3 separate regions of the Homo sapiens genome follow, and regions 2 and 3 are each linked to region 1. Evidence: chromatin loops called from intact Hi-C (ENCODE). Cell type or tissue: Calu3. All regions are shown on one strand. Links, peaks and the distances in the headings refer to the core of each region. The heading gives the core; the rest is flanking DNA. Region 1 overlaps SRGAP1 (SLIT-ROBO Rho GTPase activating protein 1). Region 2 overlaps SRGAP1 (SLIT-ROBO Rho GTPase activating protein 1). Region 3 overlaps SRGAP1 (SLIT-ROBO Rho GTPase activating protein 1).

Evidence for each region. Peaks named below come from ENCODE experiments on the same cell type or tissue, not always from the same donor. Only the 100,000 strongest peaks of a DNase experiment are listed, where the experiment ranks them.
Region 2: it touches region 1 in a loop (2.5-fold over the local background); 7 of 110 quality-filtered maps call a loop at or near these places.
Region 3: it touches region 1 in a loop (3-fold over the local background); 8 of 110 quality-filtered maps call a loop at or near these places.

Annotation. Positions count from the first base shown.
Region 1 is chr12:63,915,663-63,921,660 of GRCh38, forward strand. All of the region lies in intron 1 of SRGAP1 (SLIT-ROBO Rho GTPase activating protein 1), which reads left to right. Among named protein-coding and RNA genes, the nearest start is that of SRGAP1, 74 kb to the left of the region's middle. RefSeq lists an enhancer at 3,196-3,984. In Calu3, for the core only: no CTCF peak of the experiment used is centred there; DNase peaks (open chromatin) are centred at 2,589, 2,849 and 3,489.
Region 2 is chr12:64,085,187-64,091,184 of GRCh38, forward strand. SRGAP1 (SLIT-ROBO Rho GTPase activating protein 1) reads left to right here. Exons shown (of 22, transcript NM_020762.4): 11 at 1,813-1,840. Among named protein-coding and RNA genes, the nearest start is that of KICS2, 130 kb to the right of the region's middle. In Calu3, for the core only: no CTCF peak of the experiment used is centred there; DNase peaks (open chromatin) are centred at 3,395 and 4,005.
Region 3 is chr12:63,859,569-63,865,566 of GRCh38, forward strand. The region is part of intron 1 of SRGAP1 (SLIT-ROBO Rho GTPase activating protein 1); the gene reads left to right. Among named protein-coding and RNA genes, the nearest start is that of SRGAP1, 18 kb to the left of the region's middle. In Calu3, for the core only: no CTCF peak of the experiment used is centred there; a DNase peak (open chromatin) is centred at 2,773.

The DNA of each region.
Region 1 (5,998 bases), core at 464-5,463:
GGCGTCCAGAGAAATTCCTTATTGATTAACAACTTCTAGATATGTCTTTCTCTCTTCACCTTCAATGCCTCCAACCTTTCAAACAGCATTTATTAGAAAGATAAAGGAAAACCAAATGTGATTTGCCCTGAAGAGAAAAAGTAACTCTCAGAACAGAAACTCAGCTCAAAACGTTTTGAGCAGCCTTTCACTAACCTTCAAAAGCTATTCAGAAACTTGGATATTAATGAAGTGAGAAGTCTCAAGGATGAAATAGAAGCCTTGGTCATAGGTGGTAGTATTGGTTATTGTTTTACTGAAAAAGAGGCAAGTTTAAATTCTAGGGCTTGGAAGCAAAATGCTCAGAAATGGTGTCTTTTCTTTTCTTTTCTTTTTTTTTTTTTTTTTTGAGATGGGGTCTCACTCTGTCACTCAGGCTGGAGTGCAGTGGTGTGATCATGGCTCATTGCAACCTCTGCCTCCCAGGCTAGAGCGATCCTCCCACCTCACCCTCTCGAGTAGCTGGGACCACAAGGCATGTGCCACCATGCCTGCCTGATTTTTCTAGAAATGAGGTTTCACCATGTTGCCCAGGCTGGTCTCAAATTCCTGAGCTCTAGGGATCTGCCCACCTTGACCTCCCAAAGTGCTGGGATTACAGGCATGAGCCACCATGCCCAGCCTGAAAGGTTGTTTTATAATTCCTTCATTACAAATCAGGCAGATCCCCACCAGTTTGAGACACCTTTAGGTGGGTGATGAGAAACTGTGTGCCATCTTTGAGGAGCATGATTTCCTTAGTTCATTCAGTTAGTAAACATTTATTACTTGTCTGCAGCAGCTCAGCCAGCTCTATACCAGACGCTGGGAAAACAAATGTCATCCGTGGTCTTGAGATGCTAAAAGTTTAAAGGGGAGATGGACAAAATAACTAAAACTGAAAGCAGTAATTACATACTGTAGGAAATGTGTGCAGAGTGTTCTAAGCATAGAGGGGCTGGAGGGAAATGACGGGGAACATTTGAATCAGGAAGAAATTCCAGAGGAAGTTGTGACTATGCTGAAAGCTGAGAAGGGGCATAAGGTGCCTAGGATGATATAAAAGTCATGAGATTTAAGAAAGGTCTGGGAATCGCATGCAGGCCAGTAGACTTAATGAGAAGTAGTTAGGGTGTGAAATGTGACAAAAATTAAGTACTCTTCTGCTCCACCCTCTATCCATTTATTTCTCCTTGATTAATTTTGGGGAAGTTGTGGTTTGGATCTGAGAGGAGAGTGTGCCATTTGATCAAAACCACGAGGCCAGATCATTTTCCAGTACCACCAAGGATCATTTGGCATGGGCTGCTGATTTCTGCTGTGGTCTCACCTTGCTCAGCAAGGTCAGATTGCATATAGATTTCATGTGTTCACTTTAAGGAATCTCACTTGTGAGATTTAGTCATATTGCAAGCTTTATATCTACCCCATGGGATATAACATATGGGATATGCTATTTAATGGCAGTTATGCAGATTAAATGAGCAAATATATGTACAACACTAATAATAAATACTGCCTGATACATAGTAAACACCGTATAAAGCGTTATTATTGTTATGATGAGTAATTATTATTCATCTGGGATTCTCCTGAGTCGTCGGAACCCCTGGGCTGTCCTTTGGACCTGGAGCCTGAGCAGAACTGGAAAAGACTCCCAGAAAGACCTAGGGCTCTCTAAGACAGTATGGTCCATTAGAGGTATGGATGCCTGGGTCTTGGCTAGAGTCCAGGGTGGAAAATATAGGTCAGTTCACTGAAAAGTTCATTTTTATTGTGAGTGTGTTGGGAGCAATGTGAGTCAACAGCACTGCGCAGTTGCTCCTTTTGAATTTGCTACCATAATTTTTGGAAGGGACTGCATGGGCTTCACAGCAGCGAAGGCCCTGGGTTTTACTACTATAAAATAAGTCATCATCTAGGATGTGAAAGAGCTTGCTTTCTGTTTTGTTTTAAAAGGATATATTATAGCTGATAGTGCAAATCTACTCTTAAGAATTTCTAATTACTATTTGAATATGGTCTCTATTTCAGAACCTGCTTAGGCCCAAATTTGAAAACAGTTTATAATGAACCTGCTTTCTGTAATTCTTGTACACACCAATTTCCCACCCTGCTTTCTGTAATTCTTGTACACACCAATTTCCCACGCTAGCTGTGAGAAGTTCATGGGATGATGTGTCTGTGTTGTTTATCCTACAGAAAACCGTGAATAAATGGCTGTTATTTTTGCTATTCTCGTCTTGCTGATTTCCTATGCTAGTGGCTAGCACAAATGCAAGATTATATTGTGCCATACTCACTGGAAGTTTGGTGGCTACAAGATTTCCCTAGCACATGGCCTTAGTCTGAGCAAACTGTAGCAACAACTATAGGATGCCCAATTGGTTCACATTTTAAAATTGGGTGTGGACAAAATCAGTCATAGTAAAACTGCGTAAAGAATGCAGATTGCTCAAAGCTATGTCCTTGAGCAATAAAAAGCCGCTTTTTATGAGGAAATTACACTGTCGTTGTGCAAGAATAATATTGTGCTGGACAAAGTGCTAAATTCTTTTTTTAATCATCACAACCCCTCCTCCCCCCATTACCCTGTTTTAGAGATGAGAAAACGGAAACCCAGTGAAGTTAAGCAACTCATTCAAGGTCACCCAGCTAAGAAGACTAATGAGAGCCTTGATTTGAACCTGGAAGTGTCTGACTTCAGGGTTCATGAACTAAGCCTTTTATGCTCTATTGCTTTCTCTCTTTTTTTAAGACAAGCCTCACTCTGTCACCCAGGTTGGAGTGCAGTAGTGCAGTCATGGTTCACTGCAGCCTCTGCCTCCCAGGCTCAAGTGACCCTCCCACATCAGTCTCCTGAGTAGCTGGAACTACAGTCATGTGCCACCATGCCCAGTTAATTTGTGTATTTTTTGTAGAGATGAAGTTTTACCATGTTGCCCCAGCTGGTCTCGAATCCCTGGGCTCAAGCAATCTGCCTACCTCGGTCTCCTAAAGTGCTGGGATTACAGGCGTGAGCCGTTGCACCAGCCAGTGCTCTATTGCTTTGTTTGCACTATCTAGGCCATTTGTTCATCCATTTATTCATTTATTCCATAAATATTTATTGTATATGCCGAGTACTCTTCTAGGCCTGGAAATACTGTGGTGAACAAGAATGTCAAAGACTCCACAGTTAGGGAGTTTGCATTCTAATGGGAGAGACTTAAAATAAACAAGGAAATGAGTGCATGAGTGTGAGTCAGTGTGTATGTATATATTCTTTGGGGAGTGACGTGTGCTATAAAGACAAATGAAGTTCAGAGAAGAGGTATGTTAGTTATTTCGTATTTTGGTTTTTTTGGGGAGGGGTGTTTTTTGTGTTTTTGTTTGTTTAGTTGGTTTTTAGAGACAGGATCTTGCTCTGTGGTGCAGGCTGGAGTGCAGTGGTGTAATCTCAGCTCACTGCAACCTCCGCCTCACGGATTGGAGTGATTCTCCCACCTCAGTCTCCTGGGACTGGAAGCTGGGACTACAGGCACACACCACTATGCCTGGCTACTTTCTGTATTTTTTGTAGAGACAGGGTTTCGCCATGTTGCCCAGGCTGATCTGGAACTCCTGGGCTCAAGTGATCCACCTGCCTTGGCCTCCCAAGGTGCTGTGATTACAGGTGTGAGCCACCATGCCTAGCCAATATTTTAATCGTTTTAACTTAACATTTAATATATATTTGTATATTAATGATCCACCTGCCTTGGCCTACCAAAGTGCTGGGATTACAGGTGTAAGCCACTGTGCCTGGCCAATATTTTAATTGTTTTAACTTAACATTACATATATATATATATATATATATACACATACACACACACACAACTATGTTTGAAAATTATAAAGGATAACAGTGTCATATGTATGACTTACCACCTAATCTACAAACAAAAGCCCTGCCAATTCTGTCGCACTTATCTGTGCTCTGCCCCATCCCATATACCTGCCTATCTTTTGAAGCAACTACTTCCTAATTTTTTTCTTTCTCTTGCCTTTTTTTAAAAAATGTTATTTATCCCTTAAAAATATGCTCATAAGTACTATACAGCTAATTTTGCTTGTTTGTTTTGATTTGTAAAAATAGTATAACTGTTTGACATTGTTGCATGTAGCTGTAGTTCATTCATTTTAAAAGCTGAATTATGTGTTGTTGGGTGAGTATGCAGAATCAATTGATTCATTGCCCTGTTGGTGGATATTTGGATTGTTTCCAGCTTTCTGCTATTTGAACAATGTTGCTGAACATTTTCATGTGTTCCTATTAACACACATATACAGGAGTTTCTCCATGGCCTATTGCTGGGAGTGGAATTGCATGGTTATTGGGTATGTCAGTGTTCAAGTTCACATGATACGACTGCATTGTTTTCCGAAGGAGCATCACCAGTTTACATTCCCACTCATAAGTGATTAAGAGCTCCAGCAGACCCACTTTTTATCAGCACGTGGTATTATAAAACATCTTAATTTTTGCCAGTCTGGTGGGTATAACATTGCATTGTGGTCTTCATTGACATTTCCTGATAACTATTGAGATATAGCCTCTGAAGAGGTGACTTGAGCAGAAACCTGAATGAAGTGAACGACCAAACCATGAATGACTGATGGGTGGAATGTTCCAAGGCAACAAAACACAGGCTGAAATTATCCTGAGATGTCCATGGAGTAGCAAGAGAGTCCTTGTGAATAAAGAGAAGTGAGCTGGAGATACAAGGTTGGGAAGGAGTGGAGAGGCTAGTTCTCCTAGAACCTGGGATGCCATGGTAAATACTGTACTTTAGACTTGATATGAGAGTATGAGAAGACATGACAAGGCGATTAGAAGGGAGGAATGTGATTTGATTAATGTTTTTAAAATATGTTGGCTTCTATGTGATTGGATTATAGGGGATGATGAGAATGAGACCCTAGAGATGAGTTGGATATGCAGAAGTTAAGGCAAGAGATAGTTCTGGCTTCTGTCAGTGTTGGTGAAGAAGGTGGTGAGAAGCTAGATTCAGGACATAGTTTGAAGGTAGGCTGGTGAGTGAGACCTGTAAATGGTTTGGATGGAGGTGTGAAAAAGGGAGGAATTAAGGATAATATCCTGGTTTGGGAGTGAATAACAGAGAATGTAGATCCATTGACGAAATGGGAAAGACCTTGAAAAGAAGAGTAGGGTTGGGGAGAAAATGAAAAGTTTTTTTAATATGGAGAATATATATTCATTGTATTTGTAGCTACCTACTTGACATGTCATCTGTTGATGTTTCAAAAGTACCTTCAATTAAACATGTACAAAACTGAACAAATGCTTTTTTGTCCCACCCTTGAACTTCTTCCTTATCTCAGTGAGTGGTGGCCCATCCATCTGGTTCGACAAGCCAGAAATCTGGTAGTCATCTTTAATATCTCCCCCTAGCTTGTCACCAGTACCACTCCATTACCACCACCTGACAGTTTACTTCTAAAATATCTCTAGAATGTGTTCATTTATTTCCATCTCCATCGTGATCACTCTAATGCCAGCTACGTTACCACCAGTTTGCACCTTGAGTGCTGTCGTAATCTCCTAACTGCATTTGTTCTAATCTTTCAATAATCCATTGTCGACTCTGCAGCTGGCTCACTTTGAACCTCCAAGTTCAAAACCCTTCAAGACTTCTTTATTGCCTTTATGAGTAATCCACGATATGACCTGAATGACCAGGTTCCTGCCCATATCTCTAGTGCCATCTCTAGCTATTTTCTTCTCTCTGGGCATCTCTTTGTTTCTTGAAGGCACAAATTCATTTCCCTTCCTGGGCGTTTGCACAGGCTGAACCTGGAATACAACTCTAAGTAACATCATCCTTTAGATTTTAGCTCAAATGATACTTCCTTGGAAAAGCCACTCACAACCCCTGCTCCCCTAACGTGTACACGTACATATGCTCCCACGCCTGCCACAACTAAGGATTATCTG
Region 2 (5,998 bases), core at 586-5,585, 170 kb after region 1:
ATGCTCAGTCTTTTCTGTAAAATAAGGATAACAATAGAAGCTACCTCATAAAGTCGTTGTGAAAATTGTGAGTTAATATATGTAATATAAAGTGCTTATAATGGTGTCTAATAAATATTAGACATCATTGCTGTTTTTATTGTTGTTACTAATATATATTGCATCATACCTAATTAGACTTAATGCTGTCATAAAGTATGCAACATAACAACATAATACAACACAAGCCAGACAGTTTCTCTACCCTCAACCCTTTGCACATTCTACTGCCTCACACTGGGTGATCTTACGTGGCTCGTATGGACCCAACACAACCTAAATGGTGGTGACTCTCACATCTTTATCTCCAGCCCTGTCTTTTCTCTGTGCTCTAACCCTGTATAGCCAGCTTGCTGCCGAACACTGCCATTAGGATATCCCATAAGGCACCACATACCACAGTCAGCTCACCATCTGCCCACTCTACTTCTCAGTAGACCTTCACTCCCATTCATGAATAGCTATAAATTATTCTGAAGTTCTATGTACACCTTCACCTTTTTCTTCTCCTCCAAGGTAGCAGAAGGCCAGCAAAAGGAAGGGACTTATAACTTAAATAAGTAGAACTGGGAAGAGGAGGAAGAGGAGATTCTTCCCTTCCCTTCATCCCCACTTCAAGTCATGTCCATGAACTCATTCTGCCAACATTTTTACTGTGGCCTGGCCCTATGTGAAGAAAGGTAGTCTCAGATTTTAACTGTTTCACCCTATTTAATCAATAGATATTAACCAAATCCTTTATGTTATTTGTTATTCAAGAGGAGATAATAGAGTCAAAGGCTCTACTGCAGCCTGGAAGTGTTGGTTCACCATTCCCAACAAGCCAGCTTTCTTTACCATTGTCATGTTGGCCTTGCCCTAGAAATCTGAATCACTGCATTATGATATGATAGGCTGAGCTTAGCTGTTTGTGCTGCAACGTGACCATCCCCTGCCAGCTATATTTTCAAGCTGTTTCAGGACCATGTCATTATTTTGCAAACAAACCAGCTGAATGGTTCAATGTTTCCCACATTCCTTCCCACTACTCCGCCCTAAATGTACAAAGCAACCGATAAACACATGCAAACTTGAAATTATTGCAGATTGTCGGAGCCCTACAAAAATTCAGCCCTGTTACTTAAAACAAGTCAAGAAACCCAAATGTATAAGAAGTTGATGTTTTAATGGACAGAGAACTCTGTGAAAGGCTTTTAGCTTACAAGTTGGTGGAATGTAGTATCATTTAATGTCCTTGTACTTTAATATTCGCAAATGTCATTTCTGATTACAGAATACAGCTTCTCTCCAGTCCCCTGATTCATATTATAGAAAGAACACCAACTTAGTCTAAGGAAAATTGAACCCTCCCAACTGTATTTGAACCCATCCTTCTCGCTAACAAGTGTCAGTCAAAACAGAGAGAATAACTAACATCTAAATCTTGGATATGTCTTATTTGTATTTCATTTTTGGGCTTACAGTTATGATCAAGCAGCTATTCTTGTTTCTTTTCTGAAAAAAAAAAAAAAAAAAAACACAGCCTCAAATTGCCAAGTGAAACATGATTCTCAAATCTATAGAATTTATTAAATTTTATGTATAGATTTTATGAAATGTTTACACTGAATTATGTGTCTATCTTCATATGCTATCCTCATGTTTTCTGCCATAAAAACGTGTAAGTTATTACAAACTCAGTGTTTTAAAATACCGGATAGGAGATACAAAAGAGTACCACATACACTCTGCTGATTCCTTTCAGTTTACTTACTTTAAATTTTTTTCCTGCAGGTCATAGAGCTGAATATATGACTACAAGGTAGGAAAATATTTTATCATAACTTATAGCGTATTTTACTTTCTCTTTAACAAGAAGCAACCATTTCAATGCTGAAAGAATTAACATTTTGTTAATGAATACGGGAGATAGTTTTGGCTTGACAAAGCATAGCAACATGAAATGTTTGGGCTTCTTACAAGACTAGGTATGTTCTAGCTTATTTTTGTTTCCCTCTGGAATTGTAAAGCTCTTTAATAGGCAGAGACAGTAACAAAAACCTAAGTTAAACCGGCTTGGTTTATCTAATCCAGAATACTTTAACTGTTTCTAAATAGCGTGACAGGACTTTTGATTTGATAGTTTAATTAAAAAAAAAATACGACGTGTACATCTACTGCATAAGTAAGTAGAAAGTACAATTATTTTCTGTTCCTATTTTCCTTTAGTCATATAAACATTAGAGCTGGCCGGGTGCAGTGGCTCAGCCTGTAATCCCAGCACTTTGGGAGACTGAGGCGGGTGGATCACCTGAGGTCAGGAGCTCACGACCAGCCTGGCCAATGTGGTGAAACCCTGTCTCTACTAAAAATACCAAAAAATTAGCCGGGCGTGGTGGTGTGCGCCTGTAATCCCAGCTACTCAGGAGGCTGGGGCAGGAAAATCACTTGAACCCGGCAGGCGGAGGTTGCAGTGAGCCAAGATTGCGCCACCACACTCCAGCCTGGGCAAGAGCGAGACTCCATCTCAAAAAATAAAAATAAAAAATAAAAATAAAAATTTGAGCTATATTGAATATCTTTAGGATTTTAGCTGTCTATATATTCTCCATTTTGATTCACTTTAAACATTTAACTTTTAACACATACTCCCATATTGTACTTTCTTCATTCAGGGGAGGATTGTGAAGCTACTACAAGAAAGGAAAGCCATTTGGGCAGCAGATTCTGATTTGGGTTCGGGAAAGTTTGTGGCAACTTTTATTTTTCTATGTCACCATTTGTGCAACAGACAGAAATTATCTAATTAGCATAGCAAGATGTTGCATTTTTGAAATTGAGTTCTCTTTGAAATAAGACGCATTTAGAACACTGGTATATCTGCTGCAGTAATTGGCAAGTTGACTTTCAAGGATCTATAATGTTATTGCTGGGCAGCTTATTCATAAGGAAGCCCCTCGTACTTCATGGTAAACCAACTAGAAAGATACAGCTCCTGACTTTTCCAAACCTAACAAAAGAAAAAAACACTGAGGTTTTTCTTCACTGTGTCAGTGAAAAAGAAGACTATTACCTCGACCTGGTAATATGCAGCTTATAGAGATGTTTTTCACCTATAGCATCTCCTTGCACTATCAATTATTTTACCTGTTGTTTCTCAATTATAATTACTGTAAGGCACTTCAAAAAAAGAGATTTTTTTAAAAAGCAGAAATGGAAATATATTAATTTGCCATGAGAGCTATAATTGCCAAATAGACTAGATATTCACATCAACCTGACCAGTACTTCCTCTCATGTGGGCATCCTCTGTAGGAAACCAAATTATCAGGAAGTCATGTGGTAGCCACAGAATCAGAATGAGTCACGCAATTGGAATGTTGAACGTCCCTGGCTCTGTTCACTTGATGTGGGTGTAGCAGAGCAAGAATCATCAGACCTCTGCCATGGAAATTACTTTGATAAGCACTGAGGCAATTCGTTTTCATTCCAGGTTCCTCTCACAACTTGCATGCGTTCATATTTACCGTACTATAGAATCCTACAGAGGTGATTTTCAGGCCTTTCATAGAAGACTCAAAAGATATCCCTCCATTAGCCAGCATTACCCTGCGTCTCCCAGTCATGCGGGGACAATGATTCAGTGCATTGGAGGTTTTTGGCTCCGTCTACAAGATTGGCTTGCTCCGTGAATCAGTGACCAAACAAAATTCTAATCTGCTTAGCTTTGTCAGCTTCTCCAGATATCACCAGATGTGAAGCTCTCTTGGACCTTATTGTAATAACCACATTTTCTAGTTTTTTAATGCTTTGGTATATTGGGGACTTTCTGACCCCAGAAGTACTGCCCCTCCCGGGATTAGCCAATTCCTAGCAGTAGTAGTAAGAACTGGCTTGCCAAGTGTGCCTTTTGTATGCAAGCCAGGTGATCCAGACGACCTACCTCCAACCACCTCCTTCATGGTTCTGACACTCACGGCCACTATTCCCCTTCCCTAATCACCCCAAGGCCAGGTATAGGACAACTTAGGGATAGTCCCTATGCCCCAAAGCCCACTGGAATCATTCCAACTAGCCTATTCTAAACCTGCTTGCCCAGCTTCTCCCATTCCCTCCAGTGGGAACCACAATAAAGACTCCTGCCCACATTTTCCTTTGTGCCTTCTGCCTCCTGACCCACCCCGGTGCTTCCTTCTGTGGCCTCCCTGGTGGTGGGGCACATCCCCAACTCTTTAACAAACTATCTTTTCAGTGGTAGTTGTCTCCTGAACGTTGGCCTCCCCGTACCTGAATAAAAATGAAATCCACACTTTAAAACACTTTTAAAATAGTGAAAGGAGTGGATGAAATCAAGTATGTAGGGTTAAATGCTTTGGTGGTTGGTTGTTTTGTTCTTTTTACTCCTATCAGATTATTTCCTCCATGAATGGCCAGAACTCAGTGTATAAAAGAGATCTCAGAAATTTCATCCGTGGCAGGAGATGACATGTTGCCTGGTAGAAGTTTCCATATTCTCTCCTAGACACTTGCAAAGGCTTCTTTTAACCTCGCCAGCACTGTAGAACTTCAGGTGCTGCTTGCTGTGCACCTTGTTCATCATATGAGCCCATCTGCTGGGAGGGTCTTAGAATTTAGCTGTGGAAGGCTGTACCAGTAGGTTTGTTTCCATACATGATAGTGTCTAAGGAAGCTAGTCAGGCTTCCACGTAACTTCTTGGGATCTGGTATATGAACCAGACTTTCTGAACTTAAGCTAAATGAACTAAAAAAGATAAATTTTCCTAGAGTCTGAAGCTTAATGAAGGGCTTTACACAATTTCCTGGTGTGGTGTGTATCCTCCTATAAGTCTTGCAGTTAAAAAGGAGTTTTACATTAAAACATCCAGAGACAGGTCTCAGGGCTCTCCTTCCATGTATTTCATTCAGCACAGTAGTAGAAGTTGAGTCAGGTAATTCTGGCCTTCTTTCCACTAAAGGGAGAGAGCAGAAGAGGTTCCCTCTCTGCAGTCACAGGGCAAGATGTCACAGTTTCTAAATATACTACATGCTGCACTAGATGTGCATATGTCAGAGAGAATGGTTTATTCACCAGAGCAAATGGGCAGACTGGAGAGGAAGAGAGTCTGCAGTGGCATAAACAAGTACATCCTCAGATATTTAGGTGGTGGAATAGTTTGTTCTAAAGAAATAATAACTCATGCGAGCCTGTATGTCCCCCAAATTAGAAAAAGCAGTGAACCCAAATTATTTTTCTCACTTGTGACCTATTAATAGTTACTTTTGCATGAAATAAAATTCCATTACTGCTGGAGGGGTATCGAACAGATGTGATGTTACTTGCATTGGTTTGCTGGGCTGAGTGAGGTGGCTCACGCCTATAATTCCAGCACTTTGGGAGGCCAAGGTGGAAGGATCTTTTGAGCCCAGGAGTTCAAGACCAGCCTGGAAAACACAGGGGGACTCCGTCTCTATAAAAAATTTAAAAATTAGCTGGGCATGATGGCATGCGCCTGTAGTCCTAGCTACTTGGGCTGAGGTGGGAGGATCCCTTGAGCCCAGAAGAAGGTGGAGGCTGCAGTGAGCCATGATCATTCCACTACACTCCAGCCTGGGTAACAGAGCAAGACTCTGACTTAAAAAAAAAAATTATGTGTACCTAAAAATGTTATATTTAATTCCTCATTTGGGGATCTACCGGAGCCCTAATCTTTATGACCGGTTGTATCTTACTGTGTGACTTGTAAACCAAATAACAAGAATGCTGGTTTGTAACATTTGGCCAAATAGCTAACGAGTCTACTTGGTAGTGCTTATTTTAAAACAAACCAGCAAACAAACAAATGTCAGCTGCAGCATACAGGGAAACAGCAGTGTGAATAAACAATTTGTATGTTTTTTGATACAGAAGTGAAAGTAAATAAATGGGAAATGGGAGGGAATGTTTTCCCCTGTGATTGGGGGAGGGGAAGGAACCCAAGAT
Region 3 (5,998 bases), core at 323-5,322, 56 kb before region 1:
TATTTTCTTAAGTTGAACACATAGCTCATTCTTTTTTATCCTTATTTTCTAATATAAGCACTTAAGATAATACAGTTATTTTCTATAATATAAACGCTATTACTAATATAAGTATTTAGAATGTAAGCATCTTTTAAAATGTAACACTTCTAACATAAACACCTTTTCCTCTTTTTAACATCAGCATGAAATGGAATACAATTCCTTTTCTAATATAATCATTCTTTCTAATATGACTGTTTCTTCTAATGTAAGCGTTAACCCTAAGAAAGGCATCTTTTCTTCCCTAATAAATATTCATGATAATTTTCCTTAAACTACTACCTTTGCTGCATCTCACTAGTTTTGATATGTAAAGAATTAAGTTCTAAAAATGTTTTAATTTTCATAATAATTTCTTCTTTGACTCATGAGGTGTGTGTGTGTAAATATATGGTATTTCCTTTTATTTTTCTGGGATGGGGTCTAACTGTGCTGCCCAGGCTAAAGTGCAGTGGCGTGATCTTGGTTCACTGCAACCTCTGCCTCCTGGGCTCAAGCAGTCCTCCCACCTCAGCCTCCTGAGTAGGTCGCTGGGACCACAAGCATGCACCACCACACCTGGCTAATTTTTTGTATTTTTGGTAGAGACAGGGTTTCACCATGTTGCTCAGGCTTGTCTCAAACTCCTGAGCTCAAGCAATTTGCCTGCCTTGGACTCCCAAAGTGCTGGGATTACAGGTGTGAGCCACCATGCCCAGCCTGGTATTTACATTTTTTAAACAGATACATAAGACTATTTTATTTTTTCCTTTTAATATAATTACATTATGAACTGAGAGTAATAGTGTTTGAAATTAGTTGGAGGTTGTTTCCCCTTTTTCTGTTTTCTGCAGGAGTTCATGTTAGATTGGAATTATCTGACTCTTAAATGTTTAGTAGAACTCATCTGCAAAGTCATCTGGGTCTCACATTTTCATCAAGGAGAAAAAAATCTCATTGTGTTCAAATTTTCTGATTAACTGACATAAAATTGTTTACAGCATCCTTTTATCGTCTTAATCTCTGCATTATTTTCAATTAGGCCTCTTTTCTGTTAATAACAAATGTCTGTGTATATATTCTCTCTTTTTTCATTGATTGACTTGCCAGAAGTATGTTTATTAGTCTTTTCAAAGAACTAGGTTTTTGCTTTATTGATTTACTGTATTGTATTTTCTGTTTCATTAGTTTATCCTATTATACTCTTCCTTTTTCTTCATTTCTCTCTTTCTTGCCCTCTTTTTTTTTTTTAAAGAGAAAGGGTCTCGCTTTGTTGCCCAGACTGGAGTGCAGTGCTTTTCACAGGTGTAATCATTGTGCATTATAGCCTGGAACTCCTGGGCTCAAGTAATGCTCTCACTTCAGCCTCTTGAGTAACTGGGAGTGCAGGCGCAGACCGCCAAGCCTGGCCCTTTTACTTTTCTCATGGGTCTTTATTTGCTGAACCTTTTTAAGGTTTGTATTTATTTTCTCAGTTATTATTTTTAAAGTTTTTTATTTAATTTCTCAGTTATTATTTTTCTTTTCTGATATAAAAATAAAAGGTTGTAAAATTTCCTCTAAGTACTGCTTTACCTGCATTCTGTAATTTTTTTTTTTTTTTAATAGAGACAGGGATTCACTATGTTACCAAGGCTGGTCTTGAACTCCTGAGCTCAAGCAATCTGCCCAGCTTAGCCTCACAAAGGGATGGTAGGCATATATATATATATATTTTTTTTTTTTTTTGAGGCAAAGTCTTGCTCTGTTGCCCAGGCTGGAGTGCAGTGGCACATTCTCAGCTTACTGCAACCTCCGCCTCCCAGGATCAAGCGATTCTCATACCTCAACCTCTGGAGTAGCTAGGATTATAGGCACCCACCACCATACCCACCAATTTTAGTATTTTCAGTAGAGACAGGGTTTCACCATGTTAGCCAGGCTGGCCTTGAACTCCTGACCTCAAGTGATCTGCCTGCCTCTGCCTCCCAAAGTGCTAGGAATACAGGCATGAACCACTGCACCCAGCCAGGCATAAATTTTTATATGTAGTGTTTTTATCTTTCAGCTCTGTGTATTTTCTAATTTCCATGATTATTATTTCTGTGACTCATGACCTGTTTAAAAATATGTTTTAGGCCAGGAGTGGTGGCTTATTCCGTAATCCCAACACTTTGGGAGGCTGAGATGGGTCAATTGCTTGAGTCCAGGAATTTGAAACCAGCCTGGGCAACATAGTGAGGCACTGTCTCTATAAAAAATTTAAAAATTGGCCTGGCGCAGTGGCTCACGCCTGTAATCCCAGCACTTTGGGAGGATGAGGTGGGTGGATCACCTGAGGTCAGGAGTTTGAGACCAGCCTGGCCGACATGGTAAACCCCGTCTCTGCTAATAACACAAAAATTAGCCAGGTGTGGTGGCGCATGCCTGTAATCCCAGCTACTCAGGAGGCTGAGGCAGGAGAACTGCTTGAACCCAGGAGGAGGAGGTTGCAGTGAGCCGAGATCACGCCACTGCATTCTAGTCTGGGCGATGAGTGAAACTCCATCTCAAAAAAAATTTATACACACACACCTCATGAGTCAAAGAAGAAATTATTATGAAAATTAAAACATTTTTAGAACTTAATTCTTTACATATCAAAACTAGTGAGATGCAGCAAAGGTAGTAGTTTAAGGAAAATTATCCCTTGTGATTCTTTCCTACTCCAAGGCTGGCTGTGGAGACCTATGACACTAGGCCCTGCGGGGGAGGTGCCACCCTGCAGGCTTTTTGGTGTCACAGCCAACTTGGCACAAGACGAGCATTTACAAACATTCCAGCAGTTCTTAAAGCATTAGATGTCACAGTTACTGGACTGTCATTTCTGACTCCCTTCTCAGTTGGTCTGTGGAAGACATGGACTTTTGCCCTTGACTTTTATTATTCTGAAGGTGCGGCTTATGCAAACAGCTCCTTCTCACAGACCTCCAGCAACTAAGATAGAACAAAGGTGTCTGCTTATCTTAAGTCAGACCTTTTTCACTTCTGAAGATATCCAGATTTTAGTCTGGCTGTGAAATTAGCATGTTTTCACCAGTGGAATTCAGCTTTGGAACAGTATTTACCAAGGAGAAGGAGCAGGAAGACATCCGTTTGCTCATCTTGTTTTACATATGTAATGGCGCTGTGTATTTCTTTTGATGTCTTCTCAATGCCGTTCACAAAGTTTTCTTTGAAAGTGATGGCTTTATCCTTCTGCTCATATTGATTACCACAGTTCAAGTACCATTTAGTTGAATTATAATCCTCAAGCACCAGGGGAGATTCCAGAACTCAGTGAATGAGAGATTTGATCATTGCTGCAGGACTGAGTTCTGCCCATTCCCTGTTCTTAGAGGAGAGGTAGGGAAAAAGAGCACCTTTTTAGAAACTTGCACTAGAAAAGGCGAGGAATGTTTTCTTTGGCTGACCCCAGGGCTTGATTAATTTGCTCACCATTTCTTTGGCTGTGACAAGTTTTCACTTTTATTTACTTCATGACAGACAGTGGAGACATTGCTTGATAATGATGCGGCACAGAAAGCTGGTAGGTTTTGAGATTTAGAAAAGAAAATTTGTTAGTTTTTGTGTCTCTTAGAGAAGAGTTTTCTGAGTACAGTATTACAAAAAAGGAATGAATGCCTTTTCAAATGGTTGCTCTTTTCAAAAGGTTGCTCTTTTTTTTTCTTTTTTTTTTTTTTGAGACAGTGTCTTACCTTATCGCCCAGGCTGGAGTGCAGTGGCATGATCTGGGTTCACTGCAACCTCTGCCTCCTGGGTTCAAGCAATTTTCATACCTCAGCCTCCCAAGTAGCTCGGATGACAGGCATGTGCTGCCATGCCTGCCTAATTTTGTGTCTTTAGTAGAGATGGGGTTTCACCATGTTGGCCAGGCTGGTCTCGAACTCCTGGCCTTAAGTGATCTGCCTGCCTTGGCCTCTCAAAGTGCTGGGATTATAGGCGTGAGCCACCGCGCCCAGCCACAGTTGCTCCATTTTTAATTGAACTTCTGTTGCACTTGTATTGACAGTGTTTATGGGAACTCTCAAATGTGTCACCAAAAATCTATATTTGAAAGATTTCCAGACTATTGTTCTAGAGCTAAGTTTTAATTATACACATCTATCTGTATTGTTAAAATAAAAACTTTAAACAAATTAAATTTAACAGAGTTTAATTGAGCAAAGAACAATTTGTGAATTGGGCTGCCTCCCAAGCCAGAGTAATAAGCTCAGAGAGACTCCAGTGCAGCCACATGGTGGAAGATTTATGGACAGAAAAGGGAAAGTGATGTATAGAAAATGGAAGCGAGGTACAGAAACAGGTGGATTGGTTACAGCTCAGCATTTGCCTTATTTGAATACGGTTTGAACCCCCAGCCACCTTTAATTGGCCAAAATTTGGTCACTGGCACAAGAGGAGGTTTTAGTCTGTTTATATTTCCACTAAGGTTTCAGTTTACTATGTCCAGAGAAACCTTTAGGCTAAACTTAAAATATATGAGGAGGCAGCTTTAGGTTAAACTTAATTTAATAGTATTCTCCACATACCTAATCTATGAATAAGCATCTTCTTTGAAGACGGGAACTGTACTTCAGGTTCTTTTCTGTTTAGCATTTAATTCCAAGATTTCCTCCAGCAATCTTGGAATTACGTTGTGAAATAATGTACAGAAAGCCTTGTGCACTGTGAAACAGAATAAAAATTACTTTTATTATCATTGTGGTTATTCATCTTTTGGGTATTTCACAGTCTCATAATACCACGTCCCATTTTCAGATACCATATAACACTCTGAAATAAGCACACTCATGTAGATTAGTATACATCTCATGTAACCTAGTAGTTTATAGCATGGCCTCAGGAGTCAAACTGCTAGGGTCTAAATCTCCCAGCTCAGCTACTTTCTGGCAGTTTAACTATGGGCAAATTACTTAATCTCATTCTGCCTTACTTTCCTTGCCATTAAAATAGTGATAATGATAGTACCCATTTCAGAGCATTGCTGAGACAAGTAGAGTGTTGAACTGTCTGTCACATAGAATGCTCAAAATATGTGAAAGTATTACCACTTTTATGAACTCTGGCCCTGAAAGCAATAATAATAAATGTTAGGTTGCAAAAGACTTAGTAGCCAAGAGGAGCCTAAGGAGTACATGGGGACTAAACATAATATGCTGTATAGATAGGATCCTGCGACAGGAAAAGAACATTAGGTAAAAACAAAGGAAATCCAAATAAAGGATGAACTTTAGTGAATTAGGAAAAATTGTTAGCCTGGGAAAATAAAACATCTGTGAAAAAAAAATTCCACTCATATAACTATATGGTTATATAAAAAAATAAACTTGTTGGCTAAAATAGAGATTGATAAGGCAGAAAATGGAAGTTCTCCCCTTTCCAAAGATAACTACTCTTAATGGTTCAGAGTATTACATTGGTGCAAAAGTGCAATTACTTTTGCACCATGAATTTTAAATCATTATTACTAGGCTGAAACACATTTTTATTAATCAAAATAGGAAGCATTATAACCAACACATTTTTGCCAATGAAAAATAAGTTTTTCTGAGTAAAAATCCGTAGGCAGGGCACGGTGGCTCACTCCTGTAATCCTAGCACTTTGGGAGGCTGAGGCGGGCAGATCACAGGGCAGATCACGTGAGGTCAGGAGTTCGAGACCAGCCCAGCCAACATGGCGAAACCCCGTCTCTACTAAAAATACAAAAATTAGCTGGGCATGGTGGTGGGTGCCTATAATCTTAGTTACTTGGGAGACTGAGGCAGGAGAATCGCTTGAACCCAGGAGGTGGAGGTTGCGGTGAGCCGAGATCCTGCCACTGTACTCCAGCCTGGGCGATAGAGCGAGATTCAGTCCCCACCCGCCGCTGCCAAAAAAAAAATCTGTGCTTTGTGATTCAACAAATTCTTGAAAAGCATTTTCTGCATCCTGCTGGTTGTGGAAGTGTTTTCCCTG